2 separate regions of the Mus musculus genome follow, and region 1 is linked to region 2. The links are chromatin contacts, found by POLR2A ChIA-PET in ENCODE. All regions are on one chromosome and are shown on one strand. Each heading gives the region's core, a stretch centred on a gene start or an enhancer-like site at or near the end of the contact. The rest is flanking DNA. Distances are from core to core; before and after follow the strand shown.

Region 1 (6,169 bases), core at 29-2,528, 220 kb after region 2:
AATGGTAAAGAGTTCGCTACAAATACCTTCTGCAGAGTCCAGGCCTCTCATTCTCTGTGTGTCCAGCTGCTTTGATGTCTCTTAAACATTTAGTAGCTCCCAGGACAGAGGGTGGGGACAAAACCTTCTTAGGTATCCACCTGCAACGTTTAACTTCCTGGAAACCTCCCTTCCCACTCTAAGGGAGTAGACAACAATATTTCACGTGCTAACCTGGGCCCGCCAGATCTGTCAGAAGGAAGCTGGCATTTACCTAAGCCAACTGGAACTTGCTATTATTTACAGGTCAAGAGTTAAAATTTATTGAAGTTTGCTTTGATGAAAGAGGTTTACGTTCAGACTTTTGTACTTTCCAGCCTTAATTACTAACCTCATTAATCCTTACTTAATCGTTGCTATTGTCTAAGGTAGTCCTAATGCCATTTTTACCTGTTCGGGATGGTTAACATAACCGAGGTGAAACCAAAGAACTGAACAGTTAAAGGATTCAAAGTTCACGCGAACACACTGACAAAAAGAGTTGAGCCTCTTCAGTATTTCAAACACATGTCAAAATAATTTAAGGTCATTTTAGAAATAAGCAAGTCTTGGAAATAGAGGAACGGCGGATTAATAAAAGATTACAGGATATAGCATTTGAACTATTTGCTTCTGAGACAGAACGATCACCGGACCCACAGATTGTGACGGGGTAAGGTCCACTCCCACCTCTCTGTGCTGACAAATCGAATCTCCCTTCCTTAAGGGGCGCGGGTCTGAACGCCAAAGGTCCTGTTGGGCAGCCTGGAGCTGGTCTTGTGCACAGCTTGTCAGCGTGTGGCAGCCTCTCCTCCACCACTCGAACTTCAACCCTGACCCCCCAGAGCGGCACTGCACAATCTACGGTTTAACCTGTGCCATTTCAACACCATCACCAAGTATCCGAAAATGGGTCGCAAATGAATGAGCAGCAGGCTGGGAGGAGAGACAGCCACCAGCTGACCCCCAGCAGATGAAAACTGAGCAAGGATGCCCGGGGCGGGGCGGCCTGTGGGGAGGCGGTGGCGACCAGAGCCACGTCCCCCACTGGAGCCACGTCCCCGCGCGCTCCGCAGGACGCGCAGCCCGCAGCCCATCCTCCTCCCGGCCCGGCGCTCACCGCTCGCAGCCGGTGCTCGCACGCCGGGGGCGCTCGCTGGGCGCAGAGGACCCGGGGGACCGGGCCCGAGAGCTGCAAACTTTGCGCGGGTCTCGCCCGCATAGGTAGCCGCTCCGCCCCAGGCCGCAGTCCGGGCGCCGCAGCGGGCCGGGCTCCGGGCGGCTCCGGCGGCGCCGAGGGCGGGGTCTCCGGCCGGCGGAGCCCGGGGCAGCGCGCAGCTCTGTTTACCGCGGGCCCGCCCTCCTCCCCAGCCCGCGCCCTGACATCATTCATTCTCGCACTCTCGCCAGCCCTCTCCTGCTCCCAGCCGTGACTCACCCCGGGCCCGAGGCTCCCGCGGGCTCCCGCGACTCCCGGCGACCGAGTCTCTCCGGACGCCTAGCCGAGCTCGAAAAACCGGTGCGACTTCTTCGGGGAGGCGATCCCAGCTGGCCGACCGACCCTCCCTCCCCTCTGCGGCCCTACAAGATGCGGCGAAGGAGGGGCTTGGCAGGCAGCACGAGGTGGCTCCCGGCCGCAGGCTGAGCGCAGAGCCGGGCAGACCTCCCTGAACGCGGGCGGGGATCAATCTGGGAAAGTTCTCTAGGTGCCGCTCCCAGCAACTTTCAGGGGTGGGGCAGGGAAGGGATAAGCCACCTCCGCACCTCCTCGGGTTTCGGAAACTGCTTCCTAATAACGACGTGTGCGGGCCAGGGGCACCCGCTGACTCAAGGGGTGGTGCCCCGCCTAGGTCGAGGGGGTAGGTTTCCAAACATCACAAGACCGCTTGGCGAGGTTAGTCACCACGGGCCTGGTGGCACCTCTAGGTGAGCTGGAAGGGTGCTTGTTCCCGGTTAGTGAGACTAATGATGCTACCCACCTTGTCATTTGCTCCGTTAGGTGAATTGCGTCCTGGCAAGGATGAGAAACCGGAACCAGAATGACTCTGAAAGAGTGACTCTCCACTTAAATGAACCTGTGCGTTTCTGTTGCCTTGGGGCACAAGTGTCCATATGTGTGTGTGCCCCCCAACCCCCATCCCCGGCCCCGGCTGATCTTACCAATTAGGTTGCAGGAAGGGTTGCTTCTGTCTAAAAATGGCCAAGGATCAGCATTTCTTTGGAGTCGTTTCCACACCTTGTAGCAGTTTTCAGTCAACCACGGTCGTTTTGGAGGGTGTCACTAGGCATCCAGGCAGCTGGCTAAACCTCCAATGAGTTTAATTGATAGAAATGCTTTTTATTGCATTGCCTACTTCCCTTCTGGTTTTAAGTTTGAACGTGTAGGATTGTACAGACTGTCCTATGGGAGTTAACATAATCCACAAAAACAACAATAAGCATTTCTGGTGTTTTGTGTGGGTATCATTTGTGTCAATAATCATTAAACCCAATGGCAGCAAAATAGAACTTTGGAGGGGAGGTGCCAAGGTGGCAGGTCACAGATGATGTCACAATCCAGAAGTTTAAGTTAACCTCTCCTGCAATTAACCACAGGTTAGACTTCATTGTGGGGAGCGCACTTGTTTTCAAGTTACAGAAAGGTAGGAACCCAGAAAAGAGCATCAACAAATAAATTTGTTTTCCTTGGGTTTATTTTTCCTTTGCAATGAGGAGTTCCTTTTTACTTTTACAAAACCTAGGCATTTTGCCCAGAAGGCAATAGAAATGGATTGGCTTGCTAGCATGCTGACCAAGTAAATAGAAATTTGAACTAACATTTTTTCCCCCCCAGACAACCACAGATGTAATTCAGAAGTTTAGTGTCTTGATCCGTGGGTGCAGAGAGGGTCAAGATTCTATGTAGGTGAATCTGGGTGAACAACCCACCTACCTCCTACTTCATAATTCAAATATTTTTACATTATGGAGATATATACCTAATATAAGTATACCTATATACTTAAACCTAAGTAAAGACCTGAGGAAAACGACGCTGTAGGATTTTTGAACTGTGTACATGGGTGAAGTTTTAAGAGCCCCAAAGCCCTCAGCCCTGGGTGTACCGTTGCAGGATATGATTGCTATAGATTCTACATAGACCTCTGTGCCGAAAACTGTTAAATGGAGAACTAGGAACATGTGGTCCTTTGTGCTTCAGTTGCCTATTCTGTCATGCCATTTACAGAAAAATAAAACTGGGAGTGCTGAAACACTCCCATAATTCTCGCTTTTGGGAGCCAGAGTCAGGAGCATCGGGAGTTCAAGACTGCTCTCCTCCATATAGGGACCTCAGGTCAATCTGAGCTACATAAGACCCTGCCTGACTCCAAAACTCTCAAACAAACAAAAGACAAACAGGTAAGAGCGAGTTTCTGAAGGAGCTCGGTGTAGTTTTTCTGTGATGTTCACTGACTTTTAAAACAGCAGATTCTGGGGTTGGAGAGAGTACTGGCTGCTCTTCCAGGGGAAGGGGTGGGTTTCAATTCCCAGCACTCATGGGGCAGCTTACAACTGTCTATCACTCTTGTCCCAAGGGATCCAATGCCCTCTTCTGGCTTCTATGGGCCCTGCATACACAGGATGCACGAAAACACCTATAGCATAAAAATAAAAATGTAAAAAGAAAGCAAATTATTTATCTAAATGCCCTTGTTTTAACAGTTTCTTTTCACTGAAAGAGGTTTCTTCTTTCTTTCTTTCTTTCTTTCTTTCTTTCTTTCTTTCTTTCTTTCTTTCTTTCTAACCTACTAAAGTTTACTAAATCCATGGTTCATCATCTTTTAAAATGCTGTTTGTTTGGGCTGAACAGATGGCTCAGCGGTTAAGAGCACTGGCTGCTTTTACAGAAGACCCAGGTTCAATTTCTAGCACCTGTATGGCGACTCAACAACCATCTGTGACTCCAGTTTAGGGGACCCGACACCCCTTTTCTGGCTTGCACAGGCACCAGGCAAAGCACCTACACACATAAATCTTTAAAGGATAAATGATGTTGGTGACCTTTCTAAAGGAGAGAACGGCGATGGAAATGAAGCTCAGTGACAATGTCCAGCTAGGTTGTGAGTTGGATCCCAACTAAGGAAGACAAATGACTACATTGGCTTCTCTGAAAGGGTGGTGGTAGGCCTGGGTGTGGTGCTACAGAGCTGTAATCTGAGCCCTGTGTGGGATTGTTAGGATCAAGCAGTCAGAGTCAGCCTGGGCTACATAGTGAGACCTATCTGGAGAGGGGTTGAGAAGAGAGGACAGCTCGTAGGTAAACAGGTTCCTGTCAGTTCCTTTTTGAAGCAAGAGCACACCGTAAATCAGCTCTTAACAAATATTTCTTTGGTTTGATAAAACAAACTGATTAACGCAGGGAAAAATAGTAGTTTTCTCCTCGTTTATTTAATCTTCTGCTTTCAACATACCCAGAGTCAGGTATTTAACCAGTGAAATTTTATCGAATTTCCACTTGGTGCCCATGGTTGTTTATCTAAGGATCGTCCTATGTACTTTCTCAGCATGTCTAAGCAATAGAAAAGGCAGTTTCTCTTTCCTCTCTCCCTCCCTCCTTCCTCCCTCCCTCCCTTCCTTCCTCCCTCCCTTCCTTCCTCCCTCCCTCCTTTCTTTCTTTCCTTACCTTTCTTCTCTCTCTCTCTCTCTCTCTTTCTCATTATTTGGGAATGTTTATCAAATTGTCTTTTGTAACTTACCTAATGCCCCCTATTCTGCCTGGCATATAATTGTTAAAGAGATAAAGTAATGAGGAACCACAAGGAACAAAGGAGAAGAGAATTCTGCTATGGAACATTACATAACCAGCGGGGGTGGGGAGGAATAATATAGGTCTACCTTATGCATTCTTCTGAGGGGGATAAACAGTGAGGACACCTTAGAAAGCAGTCTCAGGTTCAAACAAAACAAAACAAAAACAAAAACTAAAGGGCTGTGGGGATAGCTCAGTGAACAAAGGTGCTTGCTGCTCATCCTGATAACCGGAGGTCATATCCTGAGATCCACATCGTGGAAGTAGAGAGTTGTCCTCTGACCGCCACATGTTCCCTGTGGCCAGTTCCACAAAGGAACCTTTGGTGGAGCGGTGCCTTAAGGGAGGAGGAGGAGGAGGAGGAGCAGACCATAAAAATGAAAGCAGAGAGGGAGACTGCTGGGGAGTAAAAGGTTTAGGCAGGGAGAGGAGTGTGGGGATGGGAGCTGGATAAGGAGGTCAAGAGAAGCATAACACAAATAAAGGCTGTGTGGAAAAGCCCCACGGAAATCTGTTGTCTTGTAACTCAATTAAAAAGCATAGTGTTTTTTTTTTTTTCAGGGGAGGGGGTTAAATAATCAGAAGGGAGATACTCTGAGTGGTTGGGTAATGCTGCCCCCAGAAGCTGAGAGTTACTTAAAAACAAAAAAGATCTCACTAGCAGGAGAGACACCTTCATATGATTTGATACTCAGGGAGGCTCCAGAGGCCCCCAAGACAGCATAGGCTCTTGCCAAGAACTAGGTGACAAGGCTCTATAGCTAAAGATACTACACACCTCAGTTGCAAATAGAGTAATCACTCTAGAATGAAATGAACCCTTCCTCCCTGGTGGGATGTTTTACGGTGCCAGAAGGGACTGTGCAGGCTGCAGGAGGAAAAGGGGCATCATTGGTCTGACTTAGCTGTGAACCCTGGGCACATCAAAACTAACCTGCCAGGCGAGGTGTGTAATGGTGGCACGGCTACCATGGGGTAACCAAATGCTCTCTGATTGGGTTTGAGACCCTCAGGAGGGAACCGGTGCTTGGTATGTTAAACCCATCAAAACCACATATCATTAGACCTAAGGGGGAACTCACTGTTTTGTTGCATTGAGTTTACACAGTGTTAACTGACTTCTAAATATCTGCGTTTATACCTTTAAACAAATGATTCCCTCAGCCTTAACCCTGGAAGCATTTCTTGGCAATGAACCGTGGCGAATACAGAGACTCATGGCTGCTCACAAAACACAGCGCAGGGGGAAGACGACACCCAGAGCACCACCCACAGTCATGCCAGGCACGGTGCAGGCCAGGGAAGACACTCAGAACCTTGCCTGCATCCATGCCATGTGACTCTGGAAGGTGGTGGAGACAC
Region 2 (6,592 bases), core at 3,352-5,851:
TGACAGCTAAAGTAGGATACCATTACCACAAAGAAAAAACAAACCTGACAGCCCCAACCCCTTACTCCCTGTAGGAATGGCAGAACTTCCAAATATACTCCAGGTCGGAAGGTGGATCTGCCATAGGGCTGAGCTTTGATCTATATAGAGAATAACCTTATAAAGAACCAAGGAACTCAGGAAAGCCGGGAGGACTTAAGAACGGCATGCCTTAAGTAGAAAAACCTACTGGTGCGCTGACTGTGACAGTGTATGCCTTCAATCCCAGCTCTCAGAGGCAGACGGAAGGGGATTTCTGTTGCCTCAAAGCCGATCTGGTCTATATGGTGAGAGTTCTATGCCAGCTAGAGCTACCTAGGGGAACTAGGGAGAGAGGGAGGGAGGAAGAGAGAGGGAGGGAGGGAGGGAGGAAGAGAGAGGGAGGGAGGGAGGGAAGAAAGGAAGGAGAGAAGAAGGGAGGGAAGGAAGGAAGAAAAGAAAAAAGGGACAGAATAGCTGAGAATAAAGCCATGGCCTTCATAAGGAACATTCCAAAGGAACACGGATGATCCCGGAACTATCCCAGTCTCCTGTGATACTAAGACTTCTAAGTGTCTATATTTATTGTTCAAGAAAACTTTAACTCATTGTAACAACAGAAGTTAATAAGGCCAACAACTTCACAGAGCTCTGATTATTGTTCCGTTAAACACCAAGAAATTCAGAAGTGAGGACGGTGAGAGGAGATGGGATTGAATTCAGAAGGTGGAGAGCAGCTTTCCAGTCTCTCCGAGCATCTATCCAGTCACGGAGCATTGCCCCAGTCACGGAGCATTGCCCAAGAACGAACGACTGCAGCAAATGTTCACCTGTAGCTTAGAACCTGAAGCTATCTCAATAGTTTAAAGAGCTCTAAAGAAATAGACACTATTTAGAACAGGTGTGTGTGTGTGTGTACACGTGCATGAGAAGAGCAAAGGATAACGTATGGGAGTTGGTTCTCTCCTACCATGAGGCAGGGTCTCTCTTGTGGCTTCTGCCATGATACATACTCCAGGCTGGCTGGTCTTCTAGCTTCTAGGTGACTCTGCTGTCATCACCTCCCATCTCCATGTAAGAGAGCTGGGACTAGCCAGCACATCCTTTGCGTTTTGAAAAGGACACACATGTTCAAACACACATACACACAGGCACACAAACCACACACGTTTGGTGGCTTTGGTCAGATGAACTTACTCCTGATCTTCACAAGTTCAAATATTCTCCACACCCCCAAAAGTGTGAGATGTAGACCACATTGTGCCAGAAAGTCTCTCAAACCTTATTCCTGGTTGGCCCAGTGGCTGCACACAAGTCATGTAATGAAGTGTATGAGCGCTCTGGACAATTCTTACAAAGACAGTGGGCTAAGCCGTGCTTAGAACTCTTCTATCAACCTGAGAAGCACACAGCTTGCAGCTTCCTCTTTCTCTCTCTACAAAGCAAAAAGCGATCTGTCTCCACTCAAAGTTCATTTAATGATACAAGCCATTTTGCCTCAAGAGAAATCAGCAGTGAGAGCCACAGGCAAACACATAAAACAAGTCATTGCTCTTAAACATTAACCTGCAGGCTAAGAGGTTTGGTTTGGGTTTTTGTTTTTTTTTTAATTTAAAACAAACAAAAAAGGGCAGGCAATGTAGACACTCTTAGAAGGTACACAATCACTAATGGCCTATACTCTGGCTAAATGTAACTAACCCTGGACCTCATTTGTCTAAAATTACTTAACTATTTGATAAAATGCATTGGGTGCGTACAAAATGTATTTACACCCCTTTCCATCCCACTCAGCACAAAATGGAACACGCCGATTAGTTAAAACTACAAACAGACTCTCCACTGACTTAGACCATTTCATAGAGTTCAGAAGAAATGGCAGCTGAATGTGTGATGCAGGGTAACCCTGATGCTACTTCGAGTTTGTACTTTTATGGCTTCACTTGGGTGGAATAATTAAATAAAAGGTGCTGTCCTTCTCAGCAGCTCGTGAGCAAACTGCACTGTCTGTCAGCTGGGATCTGTGTCAGGGTTAAGCAAGATATTTCCTACCTAAACCCAAGGCTCCTGCCTCAACATGGAGATCAGGAACAAAAGGGGCCTGAGGCTAAAAGGACAAGAGGACAGATGGCAGCAATGGTGCCAATGATCACAATGACACTTCTGGCTTCTTGGAGCTATATGCTATGTGTGTGTCAGTTAATTCCTTTATTGCTTTTCCATATTCCTACAGACCCTCTGCTCTAGAGAAACTGCAGAGACCAAGCAACTGCTTTACTGTTTCACCAACATGCAGATCGCCCAACTGCCTGCGCTCAGCACATGAATTCATCACTCATCCCTGGTACCAGAGGCAAAAAAAAGATTTACTACCCTGAACCAAAAACTGTCCATTATGGATTTTTTTTTCAAAAAGGAGACGGCATGATGGGTGGAGAGATAACTCAGCAGTTAAGAGCATTGGCTCCTCTTCCAGAAGATCTGGGTTCAAGTCCCAGTTCTCACATGGCAGCTCACAACTGTCTGCAACTATAACTGAGTTCCAATTTTAAGAAAGGAAGGAAGAAAGAAAGAAAGAAAGAAAGAAAGAAAGAAAGAAAGAAAGAAAGAAAAGAAAGAAAGAAAGGAAGGAAGAAAGGAAGGAAGAGGGAGGAAGGAAAGAAGAAAGGAAGGAAAGAAAGGAAAGAAAGAAGGAAGGAAGGAAGGAAGGAAGGAAGGAAGGAAGGAGACAGCACTAACTAGAACTGTTTGCTGCAAGGCCAAGTATAAGAAATGGACCATCTAAACCACTGGAACATAGTAGAGCTATTAATCAGGAAAGCAGTTTCCCCTGCAGGATCAGAATGGTCACCTAAAGTGACCCAGAGGAATGGCTGTTCCTTATGAATGCCCACTATTTAGATGGTGGGTGTTTGTTACACTTTTATTCAAAAAGTTCTGCTAGGAGTTGCATAGCTTTTCCTCTCCCCGCTTACATTTCCATAGGAACTCCCTGATCCAGCTGCTCGAGTATTTAATCCACAAATCCCTGATGCCCATCCTTGTCAATCACTTTAATCCACTCGTCTCAGGTCAAAGTTCGAGCACCTTACCCAGTTAATTCTAAGTGCTTCCCGTGCTTCAACACACTTTCTTTGGATAGACACAGCATCCACAAGACACAGCATCCTGCATTTGTGCAAAAGCTGCTAGATGCTTTCTAATTAGTTTCGAATCCAAAGCAGTTTGGGGGGAGGGGAGGAGAACCCTATTATCTTGTTAATAAGATGTTGCTTAAACATTGTTTAAGGGATACATTGTTTTTCTTGGACCTGGACAACCAATCTCATTCCTCACAGCCTTGAGTTTTTGTGGTGCAGAGGGATACAGCAGACTAGCTATATTTTCTCCAGCATAGCCATGTATGGTTTTTGTTGTTTAATTTAATGGACTTTGGAAGGAAGTGCAGTCAAGGCTAATAAATAGCAAGCATGCAAGTGTGCATTTGGTTGGGAAAAGACACTGACCTGCGAATACCCTCCCTAATTAAAATTAGGTAAGCCCTTCACTGCCACAACACTCAAACTGCAAAGGCCTCAAAAGATACGAATATAATAGCAAGTTCATGGAAAAAGATCAGAGCTCTCTACTGTGTGTAGGAAGTTAACTCTTAAGAGAAAATGGTACTACAGACATCGCAGTAGCCAAACTGCACAGTTGATTTTGAACTGTGCCTCAGCTGGCACCAGGCAAAGTCCCACAGAAGCCGATCAGAGATTAGAGACGTCTCAGAGCATAAACTATGCTTATCTCTGTCGCCCACTCTCTTGAGGTTCAGAGCTGGACAAGCACGCAGATTTCAGCACCGGGCACTGGGTCAAAGGTCAAAGTTTCCTGGCCCAGGCCTGGGCGGAGTCCCAGCAACTCCACAAACTCCCACTAGGTGACTTTCCAAACTGTTACAAAAGTGAAGGCCAACGAAGGAAACTTGTGGGAGAGGCAGGACACTTGGAAAGAAAAGTGCCCAGACCAACACCCAAAGAACTGTAAAGAAAAAAAGAAAGAAAGAACAAAGAAAAAACTTATCAGGAAAACTAAAAGAAACCGCAGCCCAGGTCTTGGCGAGCGGATTCCTGTCAGATCCAGGCAGTGAGCAAACACTCTGCAACTTTGCACGCACAACTGTGCACAGTTCAGCTCCAGTGTGCACGCGTGCACCAGCGCGCTCCACCGAGCCTTCCCCGGCCCGGCAGTTAGTTGAGAAGCATGCACGTAAGGATCGGGCCGAAGGCTGTAGTTCTGGGACACTGAAGCATGCTGCACCTTCTCGGACTTCATCAAACTATTTCCACCACACCCGGGGCGCGAGGCCCGCTCACCTGCGCGATGCCGGCGCCCATCAGCCCGCCGCCGATGACGGTCACATGCTTGATCAGGATCTTCTTGGCGGCCGCCGACGCAGAGGAAGAGGAGGACATGGAGCGCAAGAATTGCCTGGTCACGAACGCCATAGCTCAGTGCAGCAGCCGAGGAGGAGCAGTGGGGACAGCGCGAGAGGTCCCGGAGCGTCGTGGGCGGGGTCGGCGACGTTGGGGGCGGGGCCTCGAACACGCCCCACCCACCCGCCTCCTGCACAAGCTGCAGGTCCACCCCGCCCCCCCCCCCAGAGGGCGGTGCCAGGACTCAGGCCAGCATGGACTCCGGCAAAGCAGGGACCCACCAAGAGACAACCTGTAGTTGCCTTCACAATCTGGTGGGCTGGAGTTGTGATCGTGAGAATTGTGTTTAGAATGAGGACGGTAACCCCGGATAGAGAACACAGGAAGGGAAAGCCTGGCTATTGGCCAACTTTCTGCCTAGTACTGTGCTAGTGATAACAGAATTACTGCTGGTTTTACTTCTAAGCGTTCATCTGGTGCCCCCAAACTCACCGTCCAGAGGAAAGCCATCCGCCTTTCACCCCACTGGAAGAAATGATAGTTAATCCTGTGTGCAATGAAGCTCCCTGCAAAAGTCTCATCTGTGTCTCACATTCTGCAGAATAAAACTAACTTCCTGTCTGAATGTTAGAGCTCGAGTCCAAGTTCTCTCGGGCTGTTTCTAGTTACCCACCTCTGTATCTAACTTAGGTTACATCGAACTTAAGCAATGTGTTGCCTAGCAGACCACTTGCTCCCATCCGTCCCAAACTAAAACAGTTAAAACAACAACAACAATAACAACAACAACAAAAACAAACAAACAAACACCGGCATAAAACCCTAGGAAAAGAATTACTTGTTCCACTGTAACCTGCCTGCCCAGGGTCTTCAGCAATGTTCTGTAAGCCGATGGCTTTATGACCTTCTTGCTCTGTAGCTATAAAAAGTTTATGTAACTCTGTCAGCAGTGAACCTTGTCCTTCAGAATTGTTTCCATGCCTGTTCCCTGCCTCGGGCTCTTGCATGTGGCTGGGAAGAGACTCTCCTGCACTCCCTTTGAAGCAGGGGCTATGTTTTGCATTGACCCTTTGAATCTTATTTTTATATTTAATTCTTCAAAATAAGCAAAGCCTACTGAGTGCTACATTCCAGCCAAGTCACAAAAATAAAATAAAATAAAAGATACTAGGAACGGAGGTAGAAGGCTACCCACAGAAACCCAACAGCTTGAAGAATGAACACGTTTATGAAGGAAGGAAGGAATGTGTACAGCAGTCTGAGGAAAGATGCAAGACAGAGAGGAGAGGCCCCTATGGCTGAGTTGCCACTGAGAGAGGACAGCACATTTCCAGGAGGCTTGATGAGAGGGTTGCAACTCTTAGTTGTCATTTGGAAAGATGAAGTATAATCCAAGTTTGGTGCTGTGATACTATAATTTTCTCTTTCTTTCTTTCTTCCTCCCTTTCTCTCTTTCTCTCTTTCTTTCTTCCTCCCTCCCTCCCTCCCTCCCTCCCTCCCTCCCTCCCTTCCTTCCTTCCTTCCTTCCTTCCTTCCTTCCTTCCTTCCTTCTTTTCTTTCTTCATCCTTTCTTGTTTCTTTCTTCTCACCAGTGTATTATCTGTGCACTGTATGGATGTACGTCCGAGGAGGCCAGAGAAGGGCATCAGTTTCCTGAGCTTGGAGTTAGAGATGGTTGTGAGCCATCATGTGGGTGCTGAGAATCAAGCCCAGGTCCTCTGAAAGAGCAGTCAGCGCTCTTAACCACAGAGCCATCTCTCCAGCCCTATGATATATTCTCAAATGATATCTCTGTTGTAATATTTCATGTGTACCTCACACCCAAGGTAATGTACGTTTTCAGATCTCTGCTTTTCCTTGGGAAAGAATGATAAATGGGTCTTGATCCACTTGTGCTGCTACAACAAAACCCCCAAATGTCTCCTGGGAGCAAGGCAAACCCAAGTCAAGGTGCCATCAGGTTCATTTTCTGATGTCGACCCACTTTTAGCTCAAGGATAGTTCCTTGTATCTGCAGACGGTTGAAGGGTGTGATGGTGAATATTGATTGTCAAATGGAATGAATCTGTAGCCGACTAAGAGAGCCACCTCTGGAAGACTCCATGGAGGTATTTCCAAGAAAGGTTAACTGAGGGGAGAAGATGTCCTCCCTGAGT

The links. ChIA-PET counts read pairs that join two places held with the same protein, here RNA polymerase II (POLR2A).
Region 1: POLR2A ChIA-PET joins it to region 2 with 13 read pairs in Patski. The contact joins the promoter of Sgms2 here to the promoter of Hadh in region 2. POLR2A ChIA-PET finds 5 or more read pairs at or near these places in 3 of 5 experiments (Patski and embryonic stem cell).

What each region holds. Positions count from the first base shown.
Region 1 is chr3:131,488,952-131,495,120 of GRCm38, forward strand. Sgms2 (sphingomyelin synthase 2) reads right to left here and starts at 1,279. Exons shown (of 6, transcript NM_001379585.1): 1 at 1,139-1,279. It overlaps Gm36753 (a long non-coding RNA gene), which reads left to right and starts at 1,565. Exons shown (of 5, transcript XR_003954556.1): 1 at 1,565-2,095; 2 at 2,614-6,169.
Region 2 is chr3:131,267,500-131,274,091 of GRCm38, forward strand. Hadh (hydroxyacyl-Coenzyme A dehydrogenase) reads right to left here and starts at 4,602. Exons shown (of 8, transcript NM_008212.4): 1 at 4,377-4,602. The coding sequence starts at 4,508.